Regions from separate parts of the Homo sapiens genome. Here region 1 is linked to region 2. A link is a loop called in an ENCODE intact Hi-C map of the cell type or tissue named here. Cell type or tissue: endothelial cell of umbilical vein. All regions are shown on one strand. Links, peaks and the distances in the headings refer to the core of each region. The heading gives the core; the rest is flanking DNA. Region 1 has its middle 37 kb from the start of IL22RA2. Region 2 holds the start of LOC105378017 (a long non-coding RNA gene).

What was found. Hi-C counts contacts between places; a loop is a spot of excess contacts. Peaks named below come from ENCODE experiments on the same cell type or tissue, not always from the same donor. Only the 100,000 strongest peaks of a DNase experiment are listed, where the experiment ranks them.
Region 1: a loop joins it to region 2, with 11 times the contacts of the local background. A loop is called at or near these places in 9 of 110 quality-filtered maps.

Annotation. Positions count from the first base shown.
Region 1 is chr6:137,130,817-137,143,295 of GRCh38, reverse strand. No RefSeq gene overlaps it. Among named protein-coding and RNA genes, the nearest start is that of IL22RA2, 37 kb to the left of the region's middle. RefSeq lists an enhancer at 555-724. In endothelial cell of umbilical vein, for the core only: no CTCF peak of the experiment used is centred there; a DNase peak (open chromatin) is centred at 7,035.
Region 2 is chr6:137,307,567-137,320,045 of GRCh38, reverse strand. LOC105378017 (a long non-coding RNA gene) reads left to right here and starts at 5,931. Exons shown (of 3, transcript XR_943043.1): 1 at 5,931-6,042; 2 at 11,490-11,620. RefSeq lists an enhancer at 4,356-4,956. In endothelial cell of umbilical vein, for the core only: a CTCF peak has its summit at 5,548 (motif pointing right); a DNase peak (open chromatin) is centred at 5,605.

The DNA of each region.
Region 1 (12,479 bases), core at 2,543-10,542, 180 kb after region 2:
TCTGTTTCCTTTCCTCATAATCTCCCAGGCCTCACTCCCTAATTCTCACCTTCCTCACTCTTCTCCAGCACACAGACCCCTTGCTTGCCCTCAAATACAAATGCCCTAGGCTTCTGGGCCTTTGCACCTGTTATTTGCTGGAAGGCTGTACCCCCAGGTTTCCATAGATTCACTTCCTCACCTCTGTCAGATCTTTGCTGGAAGACTGCCTTATCAGTGAGGCTAACTTCACTATTCCATTTAAAATTGCAACCTACCCTCTGCAATGATCTATACCACTCAGTTTCCTTCCCAGCACTTAAATCACCTGACATGCTGTAGTTACTTGTTGACCTTGTTTATTGTTTATCTTCCTCCTCTTCCACTAGAATGTAAAGGCAGGTTTCTGGTTCTTTTTCCACAGCCATATCTTCATTATCTATAACAGAACTTGGTACCTAGCCGACAATTAGTATTTGTTGGATAAATTAATGAAGCAAGAGTAGAAGCACTGAGAGCATGAGGGGGTGGGTCAGGAGATCAGGAGTGAGGCTTTTCTGGTAATTTCTTACAACTTGCTGCCTCATCTTCCTCCATGGGTAGGTGTGGGAAAGGGGGCCATTTTTTACCAGGATGCAGACACCAAGATGTGCAGAGACCAGATCTCGTGCAGTCCTGGTGCCACAGCAGAGAGTTATTCTATAATCATCATTCTTCCTCCAACTGAGTGTCACTTCCTAGGTATTGTTTCTTCTCCCTGGCTGGTGGTCAAGTCCAGAAGTCCTGTCCCAGAATTTCTTCAAAAGGAGAGAGGGAGTAAAATTGGGTATGGAAAAAAGACTCACATTGACAAAAAAGAATTTTAGAGTCTTCTCTAAAATGTTGCGGCAAGTAGATAAAACCATGAAAAACCAGGATGCCCTATGTGATTGTTAATATTAAGTGTCAACTTGATTGGATTGAAGGATGCAAAGTATTATTCCTGAATGTGTCTATGAGGATGTTGCCAATAGAGATTAATATTTGAGTCAGTGACTGGGAGAGGCAGACCCACCCTCTATCTCAGTGGGCACCATCTGAGCAGCTGCCAGCGCAGCTAGAGTAAAGCAGGTAGAAGAAGATGGAAAGAACAGACCTGCCGAGTCTTCTGGCCTCCACCTTTCTCCCTTGCTGGATGCTTCCTGCCCTCGAATATCAGACTCCAAGTTCTTCAGCTTTTGGACTCCTGCACTTACATCAGTGGCTTACCAGGGGTTCTCAGGCCTTCAGCCACAGACTGAAGGCTGCACTGTCACTTTCGAGGTTTTGAGACTCGGACTGGCTTCCCTGCTCCTCAGTTTGCACACGGCCTATTGTGGGACTTCACTTTGTGATTGTGTGAGTCAATACTCCTTAATAAACTCCCTTTCATATATACATCTATCCTATTAGTCCTGTCCCTCAGGAAACCCTGACTAATACACCCTATAGGCAGATGAGCCTATTTTACCTGGGGTTAGATCAAAGTTGTTTGAGGGAAGGGGCAACAGAAGAGAGCTAACTTCTCATGTGCCAATGAGACCGAAGGAAAGATTCTAATGGACACACAAGATGCAATACAGAAATCTGGAGAAATGGTTCAATAGGGAACACACAGCTCCTAGTGAGGATTAAGCACCCCCAGTCCCTACCTTCCCCTGTGAAGACAGGGCTGTGGCTACTGCCGGTTGCTTGGAATAATGCTCTGGCAGGTGAGAGGCCCTCTTTGCCATCCTCACAGGGATTTGCAGCCCCTGGGTTCTCCCTCACCCATCTTTTGAGGGATCTCGCCAAAGGTCTGCCTGCTCACAGGAGCAAGCAAATGGTGACAAACAGTCTCACCGCAATCCTGCAAACTGGCTGTGAGAGAGGATACAGTGACGGTAGTTTCCTCAGGCATATTTCTCATCAGGTTTAGGCCTTGGCCTGCCCAAGGTGACACTTGCACATACTCTGTTTTCTCTTTCTTCATACTGCCTACAAGTCATGATTGTTTCTACTTTACAGGTGAGCCTCTGATGGGTTAAGTGATTTGCCAAGGTCTGGAAACCATATCTGTCTAATTCCACAGCTTATTCTCTTTCTATCAGACCCTTTAGAACTTCCTCTCAGCCTTTGTACATAGAGATTTCCCTTTAGTCTCTTAATTAAAATTCCTTTTTCAAATGTCAGTTTTGCCCTGTTGAACTCTGGGACTCTTCTTCCCCTTTAATGTCAGTATGTTGAAGGGTGAGTATTAAGAGAGCATGGGACAGGGAGGCCTGATAAAGCAGCTGTTCAGCTGGTGGGTGGCTGTCTGCTCTCAGGGACAAAGAAGAGCAGTGCCTTAAAGAGCCTATTTGTTGGCCAGGCGCGGTGGCTCATGCCTGTAATCTCAGCACTTTGGGAGGCCGAGGCGGGCGGATCACGAGGTCAAGAGATTGAGACCATCCGGGCCAACGTGGCAAAACCCCGTCTCTACTAAAAATACAAAAATTAGCTGGTGTGGTGGCATGCACCTCTAATCCCAGCTGCTCGGGAGGCTGAGGCAGGAGAATTGCTTGAATCCGGGAGGCGGAGGCTGCAATGAGCCAAGATCATGCCACTGCACTCCAGCCTAGTGACAGAGCAAGACTGTGTCTCAAAAAAAAAAAAAAAAAAAGAATCCATTTATCCAGCATGAATGGAGGTACATATGGATGCTCCTCAGCTTATTGTGAGGTTACATCCTGATGAATCCATCGTAAGTCAAAAAACCTTAAGTCGAACCTTATTAAGTTGGAGGCCATATGTACTCGCCAGAAAGAGCTCTGAAGTCTACACAATTACTGGAAAACATTCACTCATTGGTAAATTCCATATCTAACTAGCTTTTTTAAAAAAAAATTGTATTGTGTATATTTAAGGTATAAAACGTGATGTTATAAGATGCATGTGTGTAGTAAAATGGTTACTATAGTGGAACAATTTATTAATCTTCTCAGTTACCATTTGATATAGTTTGTCCCCTCCAAACCTCATGTTGAAATGTGATCCCCAGTGCTGGAGGTGAGGCTTGGTGGGAGGTGTTTGAGTCCTGGGGGTGGATGTTTCATGAATGGCTTGCTGCCCTCTTTGCAGTAATGAATGGGTTCTTGCTCTGTTTGTTCACATGAAAGCTGGTTCTTAAACATCCTGGGACCTCACCCCTTGCCCTCGCTCCCACCTTCATCATGCAACACACCTGCTTCCCTTCACCATGCGACACACCTGCTTCCCTTCACCTTCCACCATGATTGAAAGCTTCCTGAAGTCTTCACCAGAAGCAGAAGCTGCACGGTTTGTGGAACCATGAGCCTCTTGTACGGTTTGTAGAACGGTGAGCCAAATCAATCTCTTTTCTTTATAAATTACCTAATCTCAGGTATTCCTTTACAGCAATGCAAAATGAGCTAATATACCATGTTTCTCCTTGTGGCAAACAGCTATAATATACTTAGTTTAGAAAAAATCCTGTATATAACACTATTATTAATTTTAATCCACATGTTGCTGTACAACACATTTTTTGACTTGTTTATTCTATATATTTGCTACTTTGTAACCTTTTACCTAGATCTCCCCATTCTCCCCTCCCAGACTCCAGCACTGGTAACCCTGTTTCATTCTCTCTATATATTTGATCTTTTGGGAAGAATACCACATATAAGTGAAATTATACAATATTTTTCTTTTTGTCTCTGGCTTATTTCTCCTAGTATAATGTCCTCCAGGTCAATCCATGTTGTGGAAAATAGCAAGATTTCCTCATTTTCCTCTTTTTAAAGGCTGAATAATATTCCATTGTATGTACATATCATAGTTTATCCATTGAAGGACATCTAGTTTGTTTCCATATCTTGGCTATTGTCAATAATGCTGCAGTTAACATAGGAATACAGATATCTTCACGAGGTAATGACTTTATTTCCTTTGGGTATATACCCAGAAGATTAACTGCATATAGTAGTTCTATTTTTAATTTCTTTAGGAGCCTCTGTATTATTTTGCATAATGGCTGCATCAATCTCCATTCCCACATGCACAAGGCTTCCTTTTTCCCTCTCATTAATATTGTTATCTTTTATCTTTTGATAACAGCTATCCTAACAGGTGAGAGGTGGTATCTCATAGTGGTTTTAATTTCATTTCTCTGATAATTAGTAATGTTGGACACCTTTTCAACTAATACTTCCAATGTATCTGCTGTCCATTCTTATGTCATTTTAGATAAATGTCTATTCAAGTCATTTGTCCATTTTTTACTGGGTTATATGTTTTCTTGTTATTGATTTGTATGAGTTCTTTATAAATCTTCAATATCAACTCCTTATTTGATATAAAGTGTGCAATTTTTTTTTCACAATCTGTAGGTTGTCTTTTCATTCTGTTGTCTCATTTATTGTGCAGGAGCTTTTTAGTTTAATGTAGACCCATTTATTTATTTTTGCTGTCGTAGCCTGAGCTTTTGACTTGATATCCAAAACACAAAAGAAATCATTGCCAAGGCCACTGTAAAGGAGTTTTTCCTCTGAGTTTTTTTCCTAAGAGTTTTTTGCTTTAAGGTCTACTGTTTAGGCCTTTTATCCATTCTGAGTTGTTTTGTGTATGGGGTAAGAGTCCAATTTTATTCTTTTGCATATGGAAATCCAGTTTTCATAGCACCACTTATTGAAGAGGCTGTCCTTTCCTCAATTGTTCCTTTTTCATGTCCTTGTCAAAAATTAGTTGACCATATATGTTTGGATTTGTTTATGGGCTTCCTACTCTGTTCCACTGGTCTATGTGTCCATTTTTTCCCAGTAGCATTTTATTTTGATTACTATAGCTTTGTAACATAATTTTAAATCAAAAAGTGTGATATCTCCAACTTAGTTTTTCCTCTCAGGATTGTTCTGGCTATTTAGGATCTTTTGTGATTTTACACAAATTTTAGGATTTGTCTATTTCTGTGAAGAATGACATTGAGACTTTGATCAAGATTGCATTGCATCTATATATTGCTTTAGATAGTATGGACATTTTTAACAATATTCATTCTTCTCATCCATGTGCATGGACTATCTTTCCATTTATTTGTGTCCTCTCCAATTGCATTCATTAATGTTTTATCATTTTCAATGTAGAGGTATTTTACCACCTTGGTTAACTTTGTTCCTAAGCATTTTTTTGATACTATCATAAATGGGATTATTTTCTTGATTTCTTTTTCAGCTGGGTCACTATTTGTGGATAGAAATGCCATGGATTTTCGCATGTTGACTTTGTATCCTGCAGCTTCACTGAGTTCATGTATTAGATCTAATAGTTTTTTGGTGGAGTCTTTGGGGTTTTCTACTTACAAGATCATGCCATCTGCAAATAGAGATAATTTTACTTCTTTCTTTCTGGATTGGATACCTTTTATTTCTTGAGAGTACTTTCAGTACTATGTGGAACAAAAGTTAGAGTGGGCATCCTTGCCTTGTACCAGATCTTAGAAAAAAAGCTTTGAGTTTCTTCACATTGATTATGATACTAGCTGTGGGTTTTTCATAAATGGCCTTTATTATGTTGAGGAAATTTCTTATACCTAAACTGTTAAGAGTTTTTATCAAAAAAAGATGTTGAACTTTGTTGAATGCTTTCCCTGCATCTATTGATATGATCATGTGGATTGTGTCTTTCTACCTGTTAATGTTATGTATCACACTGATTGACTTGCACTGATTGACTTGCATATGCTAAACTAGCCTTCCATGCCAGGGATAAGTCTCACTTGATCATGAGGTATAATATGTTTGGTCTGTTGTTAAATTTGATTTGCTAATATTTTATTAAGGATTTTTGCATCAATGTGCATCCGTGCTACTGGCCTTTACTTTTCTTTTTGTGTGGTATCTTTGCCTGGCTTAGGTATCGAGATGATGTTGGCTTCATAAAATGTGTTAGGAAGTACTCCTTCCAGCTCTGTTTTCGGAAGAGCTTAAGAAATATTGGGGTTCATTCTTCTTTGAGAGTTTGGTAGAATTCAGCTTTAAAGCCGTCAACTGGTCCTGGGTTTGCTTTGTTGGGATGTTTTTAATAACTACCTTAATCTCTTTGTTTATTATTATATTCAGGCTTTCTATTTCTTCCTGATTCAACCTTGGTAGGTTGTATTTGTCTAAGAATGTATTCATTTCCTACAGGTTATCAAATTTGCTGGCATATAATTGATCACAATAGTCCCTTATGATCCTTTTTATTTCTGAGGCATCTGTTGTAATGTTTCCACTTTCATTTCTGACTTTACATATTTGTCTTATTTCTTTTTTTCTTAGTGAGTCTGCCTATGGGTTTGTGAAATTTTTTTTTCAAAAAAATTTTAACCACTTTTCTATTCTCTATTTTATTTATCTCTATTCTCATCTTTATTATTTCCTTCTTTCTGCTAAATTTGGTTTTAGTTTGTTCTTTTTTCTAGTTCCTTGAGGCACAATGTTAAGCTGCTTATTTGGGATTTTTCTTACTTTTTAACACAGGTACTTTTTGCTGTAATCTTCTGCCCTCCTAGAACTGCTTTGGCTGCAATCCACAGGTTTTAGTATGTTATGTTTCCATTGTCATTTATCTCAAGATTTTTAAAAATTTCCCCTTTGACTCATTGGTTGTTCAGGAACAAATGGTTTAATTTCCATGTATTTGTAAATTTTTCAAAATTCTTCCTGTTATTGATTTCTAGTTTCATACCATTGTGTTTGGAAACAATATTTGATGTGATTTTCATCTTCTCAAATTTATTAACACTTGTTTTGTGGTCTACCATATGGTCTATCCTAGAGAATGTTCTATATGCACTAAGGAAGAATGTGTATTTGCTGCTGTTGGATGGAACATTTTATATTTTATATATATATATATACACACACACATACATATATATGTATATATATGTGTGTGTATGTATATATCTGTTATGTCCATTTTGTTTAAAGTGCAGTTCAATTCTAGCATTTACTTATCAATTTTTTGTCTGGTTGATCTGTTCATTGTTAAATGTAAAGTAATGGCGTCCCCTACTGTTACTGTCTATTTCTCTCTACTATTGTTATCTATTTCCCTCTTTATGTTCATTAACATTTGCTTTATGTATTTAGGTGCACCAATATTGGGTACATATATTTAAAATGATTATGTTTTCTTCATGAATTGAGCATTTTATCATTAAATAATGACCTTCTTTGTTTCTTGTAACAGTTTTTGACTTGAAGTCTATTTTATCTACTAAGTATAGCCACTCCTGCTCTCTTTTGGTTGCTATTTGCATGAAGTGTCTTCTTTCATCCCTTCTCTTTCAGCCTACATGTGTTTTTAAGACTCAAATGGGTCTCTTGTAGGCACCATATAATTAGATCTTGTTTTTTTAATCCATTCAGCCACTCCATGTCATTTGATTGGAGAATTGAATTCATTTATAGTTAAAGTACTTATTAGTATGTAAGGACTAACTACTGCTTCTTGTTTATTGTTTTCTGGGTATTTTATAGATCCTTTGTTTTTTTCTTCTTCTCTTGTTTATCTTTGTAATTTGGTGATTTTAGTAGTGCTACATTTTTATTCCTTTGTCTTTATCTTTTATGTATCTGCCATTGCTTTTTACTTTGTAGTTACCCTGAAGCTTACATAGAATATGTTATAGTTATAATAGACTATATTATACTGATAACAACATAACTTCAGTTGCATACAATAGGCTTTTATTCTCCTCCCCCCCTCCAACACACATGATTTATATTTTTATGTCACAATGTACATCTTTTTATATTATGTACTTCTTAACAACTTATTATAGTTACCATTATTTTCAACTGTTTGACTTCTTTTAACCTTCATACCAGAGATATATATAATTTACAAGCACCATAACATTATTGTAATGTTCTGGGTTTGATGATATATTTACTTTTACGGTGAATTATATGTGTTCATACATTTTCACGTTAGTAATTACCGTCTTTTATCTCCACTTGAAGAGCTCCCTTGAGCATTTCTTTTCTAGTGCTGATGAATTCTCTCAACTTTTGCTTGTCTGGGAAAGGCTTTATTTCTCTTCCTTTCTGAAGGACAGTTTTGCTGGGTATCATGTTCTTGGCTGCCAGTTGTTTTCTTTCAGCACTTTGAATATATCATCCCATTCTCTTCTGGCCTGCAAGGTTTCTACTGAGAAATCTGTTGATAGTCTAGTGGTGATTTTTTAAATATGTGACCTTTTGCTTTTCTAGCACTGCTTTTAAAATTCTCTTTTAATAGTTATTTAATTTGGACAGTTTAATTATATTGTGTCTTGAAGAGAACCTACTTGGATATAATTTGTTTAGAGATTTTTAAGCTTCATGGATCTGAATGATAATACGTTTTCCAAAACTTGGAGGTTTTTCAGCAATTTTTTTATTAAATAAACTTTCCACTCCTATCTTTGCCTCTTCACCTTCTGAAATAAACATACTGCAAATGTTTGTTCACTTAGTGATGGCCCATATGCCCTCTAGGCTGTTCTCATTCTTTTTCATTCTTTTTTTTCTCTTTCTCTGACAGGGTAATTTCAAGAAACCTATATTCAAGTTTAGAGATTTTTTTTTCTTCTGCTTGATCTAGCCTGCTGTCAAAGTTCTCTATTGTATTTTTTATTTTATTCATTGAATTCTTCAGCTTCAAGATTTCTGTTTGGTTCTTTTTTAATAATATCTATCTCTTCGTTGAATTTCTCATTCAGATCATGATTTTTTCTGATTGTCTTGAATTGTCTATCTGTATTCTCTTGTATCTCACTAAATTTTCTTAAGATTATTATTTTGAAATCCTGTTTAGGCAATTTGTAAATTTCCTTTGCTGAGGGTCAGTTACTAGAGAATTACTGTGTTCTTTTGGTAATGTCATATTCTTTGCTTTTTCATGGTTCTTATGTCCCTGGGTTGATGTCTGCACATCTGGTGGAGCAATCACCTCTTCCAAACTCTACCAAGTGTTTTTCACAGGAAAAGACTTTCACCAGAACATGGGTCTTAGTGTGCCAGCTGAGAAGGGTATGGTGACTTTGTTTTTAAGTAGATGCAGTGGTATAGCCTCCATGCAGCTGCTTTAGCTGCAATCAACATCAATGATAACTGTGGGTGCCTTGGTGGCTTAGGCTGTAGGAGTTTGTAGTAAGCAGTGATAGTAGCATAGGCTGTTAAGGTCTTCAGTTACAAGTGCTTTGGGTGGCCTCTTGTTCTTGTTTTCCTCACAGCGGGGATTCTTAGTTGAGTGGATCTTTCTTGGTGTCAGGTCTGACACAACCTACAAGCAGCTGCAGTGGCCCTGGGTTCTGGGGCACAGATGCTCAAAGTGACTGTTGCACCAGGGCCCTGGGCTCAGGGTCTCATGAACCTATTAGGGCACCTGGGTCTTAAGGTACAGTTTCTCTCTCTTGAGTCATGGTTAGGTGCAGACTGCCCACAAAGCCGGGGCCTGTGACTCTGAGGCAGGGTACAGCTACAATTTTGGAACCAGAGCCAATAGGGCACAGTGGCAACTCAGGCCCTGGGGATGAGGCATCAGGCAGTGGTGACTCTGGACCCTGGGACAGTAGGACTAGGCAGTATCCCAGACCCTGTGAAGCCAGATCCAGTGGCAGCAAAGATGCCAGAATGGTAGAGTGTTTGGAGTTGCTTGGGCCCTGGGGGGCAGGGAGCAGCACAGTAATGATTCCATTTCCCTGAGTAGGAGGTGTCTTAGTAGCTCAGATTCTAGGGGGCTAGTCCAGTTCTAGGAAATCAAGGTACTATGGTTGTTCAGCCTATAGGAAAAGATATCTCAGTTCAGCCAATGCTGTTTCTCTGGGACGCAGGTACTATATCAGCTCAGCTCTGGGATGAGCCACTGCTCTCTGTGGCTATGGCACTGATTTCTCAGGTGGTAGGGTGCTGCTTCAGCTCAGGTCCAGGGGGCGCACTGCTCAGGGCAGCCAAGGCGCTGTTTCCCTGGGAAGCAGTACACCACTCCAGCTCAAGCCACAAGGGTGGGGCACAGAAGCAACTGGGAGGGGCAGATGGAGAGGCTCCAAGGTAGCTTGGCTCAGGAATGGCAAGCTATCAGGCAGGGGTGGTTCAGTGGTGACAAAACCTCAGGGATGGAAGAGTGCTGTGGCAAATCCATGGAGCAGGACACACTCAAACAGTGGCTCTGGTTCCAAGATGGCACAGTGAAGTAGCTGCATGGACCACAGGGAGGAGGGCACAGTGTTGGCTTCTTCTCTAGGGGAAGTGCAGCTGTGTGGACTCCAGGCAGCTCTCTCAACTAAGCTTAATACGCCCATGAGGACTGCAAAGAACCTCAGTGGTGAGGACTGTAGGTGTTCAAGGTGGTGATGAGGGCTGCTGGGGTCCTCTTGCTTCCCTTTTCCCTGCAAAGAGATATCCCTCCTGGTTCCTTGCTGATCCGACTGGGGTATGGGATGGTGGAGGCAAGGCATTTCCTTTCTTTTTCTGTGTGGCCATCCTGGATTTCTGTGTTCCACGGGGTTTCTGCCACTCCTTTGATGTACTCTGGCATTCTCCTTTAGTTATTTTTATCAGAATGTAGTTGTTTATTTGTTGTTTTTGGCTGTCTTTGTTAGGGGAATGAGTGGGAGAGGCTTCTAATTGGCCATCTTGCTAACATCACTCTCAACTACTTTTAAGGCTATTGTCAATCATTTTTATGGTATCTTGACCTCCAAGCAAAAAAAAAATCGTAATTTTTTTTTGGTAAATTAAGTTCCAATGGTTCCAAGGCAAAAAAAGAAAAAGATAAAACCAGCTTGATAAGATGAAACTAATTTAGGATAAACTCTATCCAAGCCTTTTAAAATCATAACCATCTTGAAATTCTCGCACCAAACTACATGGTTTCCTTAACTTTTTAACTGCCATTTACCCAGAGAAATAAGTTTCCTTAACTTTTTAAACTGCCATTTACCCAGAGAAATAAGTGAACTTGGTGAATAGAACTTTTCTTTATTGTTCTTGTGGATTTTCTTTTATTTTATCCTGCTAGTAAGGATTATGTTCCCTGGAAAGGAAAGTAGACCTTTGTGTCTAAACAATGACAAAAATCACTACATAGTCAATTGCTAGATGTTGCTTAAGCCGAATTACAAAAATTGATCTCTACAAAATGAGGGTTGCCAAGGAGACAAACCTTGCTCCTGATGCTCCAAAGGTATCATTTTTTTCAGCTGGGACCTCAATCTCTTCTAGTACTTCTTTGACAATAGCTAGCCTCTATTTACCATAGCCCCTTGGCCGGATGTGGGGCAGAGGCTGGTCCACTGGCATTCCTTCCCTCTTGGGAACCATTTGCCTTCCTTCTTTCTGACTCTCAGTCGCATACAAAAAGCAGTCAGTTATACTTGACTGACATTCTCACAAATAAGCCTATCCTGCCAGATTTTTGCATTTGGGGCTTTTTATCTGTAAAAGAATAATTTGGAATGAAATGCTTTGCTCTGAGTGAAACTGATTCCAGGCAGTGCTGTGTAACTGGAAATACATGTTTTAAGCAGAAAGGCCCTTCACCCTTCAGCTGAAATGATACTGTGCCCAAGGATGATGGTCCTGGAGATGGGTCTGTTTATTCTTTTTAGGGGTCTGAGAAGATGAGAGCTGGGTGAGAAGAGGCAAATGGTAGATCTACCCCATTTCCATACACATCCCTCATTTCATTCACAGCCCCAAGAATGCGACGTGACGGCCCCCAGAGCTCTGCTGACTCTTTGCCTTCCCTGGCCCTGTTTGCCACCTTGTCAAAGAAGTCTTCCCACCTCCCACCCCATCACACACACAGGGCAATCATCTGGTGGAACTTGACTCAGGTGGATCAATTAGAGCTATTTGAAATACAAACATTGAGATTGGAGAAGAACAGCCAGTTCTCTCCTCTGGAGTCATGCACTGCAAGGATCTGTTAGGCTTAGAGCTGCTGCAGGCAACTTTCTCAGCGTAGAGAGAGCCCAGTAGAGGAGAAAGCCAATGTGAAGGAAAGCAGAGTAAAGATGGGAAGAGACAGATTCCTGATAGTATTCAAGTAAATCCAGCTGTGCTGAAAACCAGCCCACCTTCCGTACTTTGATTTTAAATGAACATATTAATTACTTTTTCCCCTTATTTTACTATTATCTTAAATTTCTATCACTTTCAACCAGAAGATCCTTGACTAATAGAACAAAAAAAAAGTGTGTGTGACATGAATTATGTATTGTATTAACAAAAGTAAAGTTTCTGTGCTCAATTTGCACTAATTGTATCATCTGCATTAAGTTACAGCTTAAACTTTTTAAACAACTTCCCAGCAGATGGAGAAAACCCAGTAGAGAATGAAGCCACTGTAAGTTATGAAGACAAAGTTACAGTTTAAGCTTTTAAAAAAAGACTTTTAAACTGTAACCTCTAAATATTGAGAAGAACATGGCCGGAAAGTTCATCTTTCTGCAGATGATACAATTAGGG
Region 2 (12,479 bases), core at 2,289-10,288:
ACTGAACCTCAATTTCAGCAATGTCTTTATTAGTATATGGTTACTGCTGTGATTAGAAATACATTTTCTCACTTTGTGTATGAACAGGAAAGGTTTTCGAATCACAGGTATGAAATGAGAAATAATATTTAAACATTGAACTGCTTCATATTGTAGTTGATCTCTAAGCTCCTGCTCATAAACCAGATGAATTATAATTTTATTGGAAAATAAACCAATGTCTTTTATACCTAGCCAGAAATACTATTTATTGTAATAGGTTTCATGTGAAATTAAGACAATTATTTTAGAACTGTTGAAATCTGACAACTATTCTATATTCATAGCCCTTAACATTCAAATATAAATTACTGATAGTTAAAAACAGATAATAAACATCAACATTTCTAGAAAAACAGCCCATATAAATATAAAATCATAATTTTATATTTTGAAGTGATTTTCTATAAAAATTTTAAATCTTTTATGGCAAGTTGAGCCCATATTTCATTTGGCTACACCTTAGTATGCATAAATGGTTTTTGCAACACCCTACTAACCTTGGTTTGTCATTTTAATTTTTTACACATTTTCCTCTCCTGTTTAGTACATTTTCCATCTTATTAAATTTTACTCTGCACAGTTACCAATGCAAATGACAGCCTAATTGTTTTTCATACATTAAAAATGTTCATCAATGTCGTTTGAACCTAAAATTAGAAAATCATACTCTAACATAGCCTCCATGTGTTGGTGACGTTTATTCTTTTGTGTCTTAGCCTTTCTCTGTGATGGACATATGATCACAAATGTTGCTGCACAGAAACAATAACACAAGAATTAGATAAATGACAGATGACAATTTCAAAATGAAAAATATCAAATATTTCTAAAAGCTACTTGGTAGGATTTTTTTTACTGCTGTAACTGTAACCAAAACTCTGAGAAGCATTTTTGGAAGCCCCAGTTACCAGTATGAAAGCCACCAGAATAGAGTCTTGTACATGCCACAACCCCGAACTCTCATTCCGTCATCCTGGGGAGGTCTGAGATCCCAGCAGAGATGGTCTGGTGGCCAGTGACCTTCTATTTGATTTGGTGCAGAGGGACTGAGCATCTGGAGGCCAACCACGTGGCCTGGGCGTCCCACTCAAACTTGCTAGCTGCAATTTCCTCATCATCGAGGACTTTCTATCTTCTGAGGTTGGATACAGAGTCCCCAGGAGTCCCGGTAGTGTTCAAGATGACACAAGTCTGAGAGGACATGAGCTGAGCCAGGCACACCAGTGACCTGCAGGCCTGCACACCCAGCTTTGACCAGGGTGGATCCACTTTTTTCAGTTCTTTTCCATATCAGATTTTTTTTTCCAGAATGAAGTGTCCTGTGGCCTTTAAAGAGTTTTGTTTTGTTTTGTTTTGTTTTGTTTTAAGACCTGAATATAGAGGCCTTCCAGCTCTGGGATTATGTAACTCTAGGAATAAAATCATAGTTCTTACAGCTGAAAGAATACAATAAGACAAAGTAGAATAGGCAAAAAACCTGAGGTGGAAAATCTGGCCTCCGTGTTGTCCCTTAAACAGGCTCACCGTCCTTCCAATGGGTTCAATTATTTGCTACTGAAGAAATCATTCCGTATGTTCCCCTGTCTGCAAACACACGGGCCTGAGATCCCCTAAGTAAGAACACCAGTGGCAAGATGAAGACACAATCAGGGACTTGTTCCAACATGGACTCCTGCTCTAAGAAAGCCCACAAAGCTGCTCTCTCTGTTCTGGCCTTGCTGTCTAATACCAAGGAATTTTCATGACATGTTCCAATAGAAATGACCAAAATAAAAATCTCTCTGAGAAAAATGCCGCCCTCTTCTAAAAATTATTGTTGTTGTTGCTTTATCTCATTTTTCTGCTCAATGTTTCTTTCTACCTGAAAACAAATTTTTTAATCTGAAAAAATAATTTGCTTTCAACTCTTTTTGCTACCTCCACCTGTTTCCTCCCAAATCAGGTCTGTGTCAAAAGTTCATTACCAGCAGCCCAAAGAACCGTAGGATTCTCTCACAGATGCACTTTTGCATCTGCCAGTGATTAAGAACAAAGCACAGACGTAAAAGCAACCCAGGTGAGAAAGGGTTACCAGGAGCCACAGAAATAAGCACATCTTAGCAAATATGCTTAACTAACTCCCATCACTGTAAACCTCCCAACTAATTGAATTAAGGTTAACATGAATCTTAACAAGAAGATAAAAAAGAATTGGACTCTGAATAAAATTCTAAATTTACCAGAGTATTTTGGATTATTATCCAAATGAATAGAATGGGCAGGGTTAATAGATTGCTAGATTTGATTTTTGATGGAGTAAAAATTCAACCAAACCAGACCTTGGTCCTCCTGAAGATAAGTGGCTGAATAATACTTGAGAACTTCCCTTGTTTCAGGAACTGTGAGAAGTCTTTAGGTACCTTGAAAGCACAGGTGACTTCTCTATTTGACACCAGTATGCCCTTGAAAAAGTTATTCTGTCTTTCAGCATCACAATTTCTCTCTATGTAAAATGTTGGGAGTATGTAGTGTAACCTAAATACATCACCTACCTCATGCCTGTCACAAAGAACGTTATCTTGAAATTAGTTTTCTTTCAATTCACTTCCTTATGTAATCAATCCCACAGCACCTATGAAACAGGTGTGATCATCCTTTTAAGGATGCACTGGCTGGGCGAGATGGCTCATGCCTGTAATCCAGCACTTTGGGAGGCCGAGGCAGGTGGATCACCTGAGGTCAGGAGTTCAAGACCAGGCAGACACCTGTAATCCCACCTACTACGGAGGCTGAGACAGGAGAATCACTTGAATCTGGGGGGCAGAGGTTGCCATGAGCCAAGATGGTGCCACCTCACTCCAGCCTGGGCGAAAGAGCGAGACTCCATAAAAAAAAGGGGGGGTGCACTGACTTAGGCTTGGGAGAGTGATGAGAATGCAAACATAGGTCTCCTGGAGTCTCCAGCCTGTGATGGCCAACATAATGCAAATTTAGCCTCAACATGTGCATATTTGTGGGGAAGCATGCTATAGTTGAAGGGAGGAAGATGGAAAAGAAGTAGAAAAATATGGAGACATGTAGCTACATGTATGTGACCATATATCCTACATCTGATCTTGGAAGCCATGCAAAATGGCCAAGTCCTGACTGGAGATGTTGCAAGAGAAGCAATGTGGTACACAGTTTTTTGGTTTAAAACAGTGGTTCTGGCAGGAGGTAGGAATTCAGTTCCTCAGAGGACATTGGGCAATGTCTGAAAACATTTTGGTTATTACAGTGGGGGAGGGAGTGTTACTGGCATCTGGTGGGTAGTGACCAGGGATACTGCTAAATATTGTAGAAGGCCCAAGGCAGCCCCTACAACAAAGAATTATGCAGCCCAAAATGTCAGTAGCACCAAGACCGAGGCACTGGTTTCAAATGAAAAGTTCAACAAGAACAATAAAATAGTCTTTTCATGTATTTATTCCTTTTCAGTAATAGTCTTTAAATATTCTGGCAATAATGTCAAATGGAGGTTTGCTCAGTACACTAATTCTGTGAGAAGGTTACAATGTTCTAAGGTGAGAAAAGTATGTGTTTAAATAAATGTATTGTTTCTAATACTGGAATGAAGATAGCCCTGAGATAATTGATACTTAAAGTAGTTATAGGTTTTAAATCACAAAAGGTACTAAAAAACATATTTATAGGCTTTAAATCACAAAAGGTACTAAAAGGTACCAGTCAGTAATGTTGATCTAAAATAAAAGTGTAAAATGTTCTCACGAAATTTTCTTCTGTCAGGAAAATCTGAATTCCTTGACTTCAATTATTTGAATTTTGGGGATTTGGAACAAACAACATCCAAAATCGATCGTGCATCGAACAAAAAGATGTAGGAAAGATAAAGACACAAGTTTAAAATCATTTTAAACATGTGTACTGCTTTAAATGTCTATATTTTGCTCAAACTGGTACCTTCCCTGTAAAACTGACACCGAATCCAAACAAGATGACACAATAATATTCTTCAAAGAATGAAGAGTAGATTCAATATATAGTTTACCTGTGTGTCAAAAAACAAAACTAGCTTGATCATTGAAAACCAACTACTTGCGGAGGAAAAAAATAAAGGCAATTCATTTTCTTATTTCACTGAGTCTTTCTAACATAAAAAAGCATGAAGACTGAGTGTTCAGTAGAGTCTACAATGTTGACCCCAAAGTTCAGGATTGCATTGTTAGGTTTGACTCTGTCTGATGGCAGAAGGGCTTCTGTCTCCCAGCATCTAATAAGGAAAATCAAGTTGTGTTTTCCATGTGGTGACTCCTATCAGCAGAATTTTAAATATACTTTTAATAAAAGCACATGACATGTGAAACTTTATGGTTGGTATGCGTAGATGGAAAACCATTAAAAATGTTTTTAATATGGGAAATTTATGACCACAAAATCAGTATATATCAAAGACTTTGGCCAAGGCATACCAATAAAGCATTCACCTACTGGGTAATGTTAAAACAGGGCAAGATAAAAGTAAAGCTGGTTCATTTCTTCCCATCACAACAAAAAGATTGATAAAGAACATACTTGATATCAAACAGAGCTTCCTGCTGGCTTCAGTTACCTGGGAGTTCGGAGCCTGTGGTTTGAATAATGTTCCGCCTACAATAGGAAAGACAGCAGAAGTGTGGAGAGACTGATGGGGCTTCCTGCAGGCTGAGCTTTTAGAGTTCAAACTCATTCTTTATTCTCGAGTAGAAACGATAACAAATGTGTAAATAAATAGTCACGGATCTTCTGATGTTCCTCTTTTGGTGCTGGGAATTGCATAATGGTTCACCCAGTGGAGATGAGCTGCATTCCTCAAACTGTACTCCAGAGTTATGTAAGTTATCAAAAGAATTGGCAAAGAAGAATTTTTCACAAATTCACCTGAAAATAAATCTCTGTATATGAGATTCCTGAAGAAACAGGGTTTAGACAGTTGGTGCACTGACTAAAGAAAATTTGATCATGAAAAACATAAAATCTGTAATATTAATAGACTTCCTACACAGCATAAGCTATCATTTTAATGACTGTAAGTTTTGTCTCTTTAATTTTGGAAAATATGTTGCCAAAGTAATAAAATCTTAATATAACAATCTAAATTTTAATATGAAATATAACTATACCTGATAGAGGTCATAATTTTTTTTTCCTAAAAGGAATGCCTAAATCACTATCAAAGAGATCTCCTCTTGATCCTCGTGAACTTAGCCATTATTTATCTCATTTTCAAACATATCAGTAAAAACACCTAAGACAATACATTTTGTAATTTCATACATCATTTTCTAATCATTTCTAACCATTGAAATAACAATTATATTTGGCATTCAAGTTTTTGAAATCCACCTTTGTTTCTGTTATTAGCAGATATGCTTTGAGTAATGCACAGAGGGCAATACTCTAACTTCTGACAAATGAGCCTTTAAGTTAAAGGAAGGTGGAGACAAAGAAAATTCTGATATAATTCAAACTGGCTGAGCTATAGAAGCAGTGCCGAGTGACCACGAGAGGGCAGCATCCTCAAATAGTTGTGAGGGGGAGGGGCGGGGGCGGCAGGGATGCAATTTATGGTGGTTAGCTGAACCTGTGTAGAACTTCAAAGTCTTGTACTGTTTTCTAATTCTTCCAGTCGAAACCCAGAAAAGTGAGAACAAGCATTTTTTTTCTCCAACTTAAAAAACAAGTGGAAGAAATTCTAAAGCAGAAATAACAACACTTTACAGCACTTAACCATGTGTCTGGCACTGTTCTAAGGGCTTTACAAATATTTACTCCCTTAGTTCTCCTAAGAACCCTGTGACGTGCACACCATTATTACTCCCAATCTTACAGAAAAGGAAACCGAGGCACGGGGAGTTTATCACTTGCTCCAGTCACATAGCTGCCAATCGGTGGAGTTGGGATGCAGACCACAGCAGCTGGATCTAGTCCAAGCATAAGACTTCTCCAGTGGAACTGAGAATTCCCAGTGGGCCCTCTGTTCTAGTGAGTCATTAAGCCTCTCTGATGAACTCGAAGTCAGATAGTAACTTTCTCCTCTCACTCAATTTTCTTAGAAGATACAATGTGATATTTTTGTCTTATTTTCCATAATAATAACCCATCTGCACTTAAAAAGAAATCCACCGTGTTTCCTTAAAATGCACACTATTACAGGCATATGTGATATATGAAGACTCGTCAAAGAGAATAATGCCCATTTTAGGCTTTGAGTCTTAAGACAGTGGAAACCTAAATGTACACAAAAATAAATAAAGACTCAAGCCTTGGTCAGCACCGGGCTTATAAATTGGTTAAACCAACAGCCTACATATGGGGAAAAATGAAGAATATCTACAAAATAATATATTATTATATGCTCATCATGATATTGAAAAAATTGACTCAAGAACTACTTGAAGGGGATCCCAAGCTAGAAAAAGACAAATCAAATTAATTAATCAATCAGGAGTATCAAATCAAAACAAGTTTTAAAAATAGACTTATAGGAAAGAGGTAGTAAATTCATGTTGAACAAATCTGAACTGTCAAGTAAACCATTCATTCATTCATTCATTCATTCATCTGGAAATTATGGAGAGTTAGGGACAGAAGCAATGACCTCTTCACAAAGTAGAGGCTGAAAGAGGAGTAGGATTTTGCTAGAAGAGGCAAAGAAGGAGAGTGCTTTCTAGGAAAGGGATCAACAAAAACCAAGTTCAGAGATGAGGAAGAGCAGAACGTGTCTGAAGAATGGCAAAAAGCCATAATTAGCTAAAATCTGTGATCTCTGGAGAAAGGTGGGGGAAATGAGCCAGCAAATATAGGGGGTGGAAGGGAGGAAAAATATTTCTTTCCTTCTACTTATCCTAGGTTCATGGCTGAGGCCCTATAACAAAATGAAGATTAACAAAAGAGGCTGGGCACAGTGGCTCACACCTGTGATCCCAACATTTTGGGAGACCAAAGTGGGAGGATTGCTTCATCTGAGGAGTTTGAGACCAGCCTGGGCAACATAGGAAGACACTGTATCTACAAAAATCCAGGAGGATTGCTTGATCCTGGGAGGTAAAGGCTGCAGTAAGCCATGATTGCACCACTGCACCCCAGCCTAGGTGACAGAGCAAGACATTGTCTCAAAAAAAAAAAAAAGTAATGAAAGAAAAGCATAGAAATGTGTTTAATATAAATTGTACATGATACCAGAGCCTTCATAAGGAAATGAAGACCTGAAGAAACAGTTCAACCTGAATGTTTTTTGTTTTGTTTTGTTTTGTTTTGAGACAGAGTCTCACCCTCTTGCCCAGGCTGGAGTGCAGTGGTGGGATCCTGGCTCACTGCAAGCTCCGCCTCCCAGGCTCACACCATTCTCCTGCCTCAGACTCCCGAGTAGCTGGAACTACAGGCGACCGCCACCATGCCCGGCTAATTTTTCATATTTTTAGTAGAGACAGGGTTTCATCGTGTTAGCCAAGATGGTCTCGATCTCCTGACCTCGTGATCCACCCGCCTCGGCCTCCCAAAGTGCTGGGATTACAGGCGTGAGCCACTGCACCCGGACCTGAATGTTTTTTATAGTAGATTTGATGAAGAGTGGACAGTCATGAAGAAATATGACAGGGCAAAAAGAGTATCATCTAATGGTAATAAACTGGAAGAAGTTTATTACCATTAACTGGGAAAAGGCCTGTTTGTTCAGATTCTTCTCTGTTACCCTTCATCTTCAGAGAGAAGGATATTCCTGTCCTCTGGGTATAAGGAAAGCATCTCTCACATGAGAGTCTTATGACCTTATTCAGGGGAGGGTCAGAATATCCTCCCAGGTTTTATGACCGGAAGAAGGCCAGCAGCAGGAGTGGGAAAGCAAGTGAGAGTGACTTTCCCACTTCTGCAGTTTTCTCAAATTACTTCAGCTTAAAATGCCCAATATGCCAAGGTTCCATATTTTGGGATAGTGAGTCCTGAACCCCATCAAGGGCAATGGGATCTTAAGTCTCTGAAACAAAAGTCTTGGTAAGGGACTTGACTTTTATATTGTAGGAAATGCAGAAAATAAGATTAAATTCTGGTGCATATCTAGTGTGCAAGTAAAAGGTTATCTTCAAATGTGTTATTAAGTATTCACATGAAGGATTGAATCATGAGTTCCTTTAGGGTCACAGATGCTGCCCGATCAGGAAAGCAAGCCCACATTTTCAAATGGCTTAATGAATAGGAGCAGCAACAATTAAAAAGAAGTACTGAAAGAGAGGTGAAGAGAGGAGGTGAGTAAGGGCAACTGAAGAACAGGTAATAGAGGTAGTGTCTCCAGAATGCACAAAAGAGGAGATTTAAGCAATGATGGTCTGTTTATCAGTTAATGTCCATCAGCCTCAGACCAGCAAAATGATCAAGAGGACCCAATTACCTAAATCAGACATTTTAAAACATAGGCATGTGCCTCTCAAACATTTTGAGTGCCTACTATGTTCAAGACACTGGACTAGGTGCTAGTTTAATGCAAGATGAAAGAGAGATGATTTCTGCTGCCCAGAAATTTATAGTCTGTATAGGAGCAGGGTGAAGTTGGTCAATAATAAAAATCATTGTACTATAGTCAAGATCTCACGAAGAGCTGTCTGCATAGTTCTATGTAGAGAAATAAGAAACTGGTCATTTAGAAGGATGTTTAGGTTATTTTTTATTATTATTATTATTATTATTATCATTATTATTATTATTTTAGAGACAGGCATTCACTATGTTGCTCCGGCTGTACTCAAAATCCTGGACTTAAGCCATCCTCCCTCTCAGCATCCCAAGTAGCTGGGATTACAGACAGGAGCCACCACGCACAGCAATGTTCAGGTTATTGTTTTCCAGGACTGTCTGGGCCAAGGATGCTATTCGTTCCTCTTCTCTTCTAGAAGATTCTATTTCTCTCTCAAGGTTTATTTCTCTGAAGAGGTTCCTAAATCTTCTTTCACCCCAGCTCTTAATAAAGGCCTAATCAATGAATAAATGAATGAATGAATGAATGAGGAAATTGAATGTTTATGTGACAATTCAGGCCCCAAAAGTTTGCATAATCAAATATAAGAAAAAATCCTGCCTTGCAAAGAAAGTCTTTGTGTCTCTTCTTCCTGCACCAAAAAAAAAAAGTTTAATAATATGCTTTTGTTTTACAAATAGTAAATTTAGACATTTCCTTGAAAGAAAACTGAGTGATATCTATGCAAGCAAAAAAAAAGAGACAGAGAAAAGTGGATACTACACTGAATAGAAAATTGAAAGGCTAGTTTTAATCCTAGCTTGCTACCATCTAACTGGATAAACTTAGACAATTTGAACTAATATTTCCTCCCTGTTTCAACTAGTAGAAAATGTATTAATTAGCAACTTTTTTTTCCGTGGGGCGTGGTAGAGAGAAAAAAAGTAAAAGTCAATTCACAATGATCAGAAATGAAAAAAATAATGAAAATTAAAAAAAAACTTTAGGCACTTTATTACATGTTTGGGTTTAGTGTACCTAGTGTATGCAATATTACTTCATTTTCAAAATTATTCCAACATGCATTGTTCTTGTACTGCAGATGAAGAGTCTGAAATCTAACGTTGTTTGTAGTTACATATTCCCCCAAAGTGGCCAAACTAGCAAAGTAGAGCTATGACATATATATGAGATCTATTCACATAAAAATAAAATGCAAAATCCCTAAATGCAATTTTCTCATTGCATGAGAAAATGATTTGAAAGTTTTTGAGAAAGTACTATAATCAGGTTGACTTTACATATACAGTAATAACACGATGCAGAAAAAAATTATTTTCTCATGAATTTAACAAACAATTGCTAAATAAGTTATTGTGCCAAGGACTGGGGTGCAATACAGTAGAAATTGTGTCCATCCCAGGGAGTTTTCAGTGTAGTGAGAGATGTAAATAAGTAATCAGCCAATTACAATTCAGTGGGGTAAGTATTGATAGAGGGGCGGAGGATACTCTGGGAAAACATAAAATGAGTTCTGAACTCTGTGTGAAGAGTCAGGAAAGCGTTGATGGACCAGCAGAAGTGAGCCAGGTGAAATGTGGGTAGGAGTGTTCCTGAGAGGGGAAAGAAAATGAGCAGAGACCCTAACAATAGAGAAATATGACTTATGGCTTATTCTGGGGAACTAATACAGGTTTCCTGTGCCTAGAGGGTAGGGTTTCAGATGGGGAATGGAGAGGGATGAAAGTAGCAGTAGGTATAAAGGAGCCAGACTAACATGAGCTTTGAAGCCATGGTTAGGAGATTGGATTTAATTCTAAGGCTGCTAAGTATCACCTGACCTGTTTGTGAGTTAGTATGGAGGCTGAATTGGAGAGAAACACAACTGTAGGCAGGCTACCAACTGTGATAGACTCCATTACTTGTTCGCAATTGTTGGCTCCCTCCTGACTCTGAGCACACTCTCCTGTGGGTATAGTATACTGCCCTATCCTAACAACTATGAGCTTGGCCACAGGACTCACTCTGGCCAACAGAATCCTAGTGGACTTAACATATGCCACCTCCGAGCAGAAGTTTTAAGTGTATGTGATGTGGCTCTGTCCTTCCTGAGCTTCTTCCCTTGGCCATGAGACTAGTTAACCTCAAACAGGAACTGCTGCCTCAGCCTGAGCCCTGGAATGACATAAGATGTGGAGCCGAGCCAAAGTCAGGCAAGCCCGGCTAGACTCAGGCAAGCCCCACCCCTCCCAGTCAAACCTGCGGTTAACCTGCTGTCTTCATGTAACACAAACAAGAAATAAATGTTTGTTTGTTCGTTAAACAACCAAGATTTTAGAATTGGCTGTTGTCACAATAATTGCTGACTAATCAATCAGCAATTATCACAAGTGAAATGTGATAATGTGAGAAATGTGATAAATGACTGTGGTATAAATTAAATTGTGACATTAAGGTTGGGAGATTTGAGGGCTACCAAAGGAACAAAACCAAACAGGCCTTAGTAATTTATTAGAGGTAAAAGTGAAAAATATAGAGGAGCAAATCATGATATTGAGATTTCTGTCTCAGTAACTGGGGATGGGAAGCAAAGACATGTTAGAAAATTTTAAATGTTGAATTCTTTAGCAAGTACAAAGAAAATAATGGAGCATAAGTTAACACTGACAAATATTTTAATGCACATTTGTGTGATTATAATTACTAAAGTGACTATCATCCATCTCTGTTAAGCATCTAACAAGTGGAAATAAGCTTAATTTGCATGAAAAGAGGTTATTACACTCAAGAATGACACTTCTGACTAAAAAGGTTGTTAGATATTAGAATGCATTATCCATGGTATTCAAGGAATTTTCTTTTACAGGGAATATTTAGTTCCAGATTAGACATGGAATTTTCAAAATTAATTATGAAGGAAGATTTTTTTTCTAGCAGTGTGATTTTACACTACTCTTTCCTATTCTTCAATGACTTTGCTTAGGTTAATTTTATCTCTCTGGGCCTTCATTTCACCATCTGTAAAACCAAGAAATGGGACTGGATGGTTTTCAAAGCTCCTCACAGTTTGGAAACAGCGAAGCAGACCCCACCAGGACTGTACAACATTATGGAGTAAGCACATAGCCTGGATTATGAAAGGGGTCTTGGGAGGCTTAGGAAAGTTACCTGTATATACTGTCCTTTTTATATATCAATATTGATATTGCCAGAGATAGAGAGAAGACACTGTTTTTAAGCCAGGTTTTTTTTCTGATAAGGAAAAATGTTTAGTTAAAATCATTTTTGGCATAATTAAAATGTGGAAAAAAAAGGGTCAAGAAATGTAATTTTCTGTGACTTTTAAAATATGAATAGAAATCCCAAATATTTAATGCCTTAATCCTTGCTCTATGTGTCAACATAATTAGACTTTACAGTTTGACCTAAGTAGCTACACTTTGCCTTGGAAAAAATATTAGGATAAGCAATATCTATATATGCCTTTAGACCTAACGCAGCATAAAATATGATAAGTAATACTCATAATTATTGGATTTGACAAGTGGGCTGTTTTTACAGCTATGTGACTTCTAAATAACTAGATGCTTTAAGTACAGTTTAACGTTATTAAATGAGATTTTATTTACAAAATGTCTGGCACATAATAAACAATTAAAAAAACCATGTGTCATTAGCACTCTCAGGTCAGGCCTATTGTGGAGCATCTGTAAATGCAGGTGGTGCTAAGTCTGATCACAAAATAACTGAAATCACAGATTACCAATCAGTTAACAACACTTATTGGGTACAGAGTCCTGCAAATTCAGACACTGTTATGCAGAAAGGAAGGAAGTTCATGTTAGAAAATAGACTAAGCTATATGAGACCCAAGAGGAAGTTAGGCTATAAAATGGAAACACACACACACACACACACGACGGTTTCTGATCACGGAGTTCCTCAAATTTTAAAAATAAATAAGAACATGCTG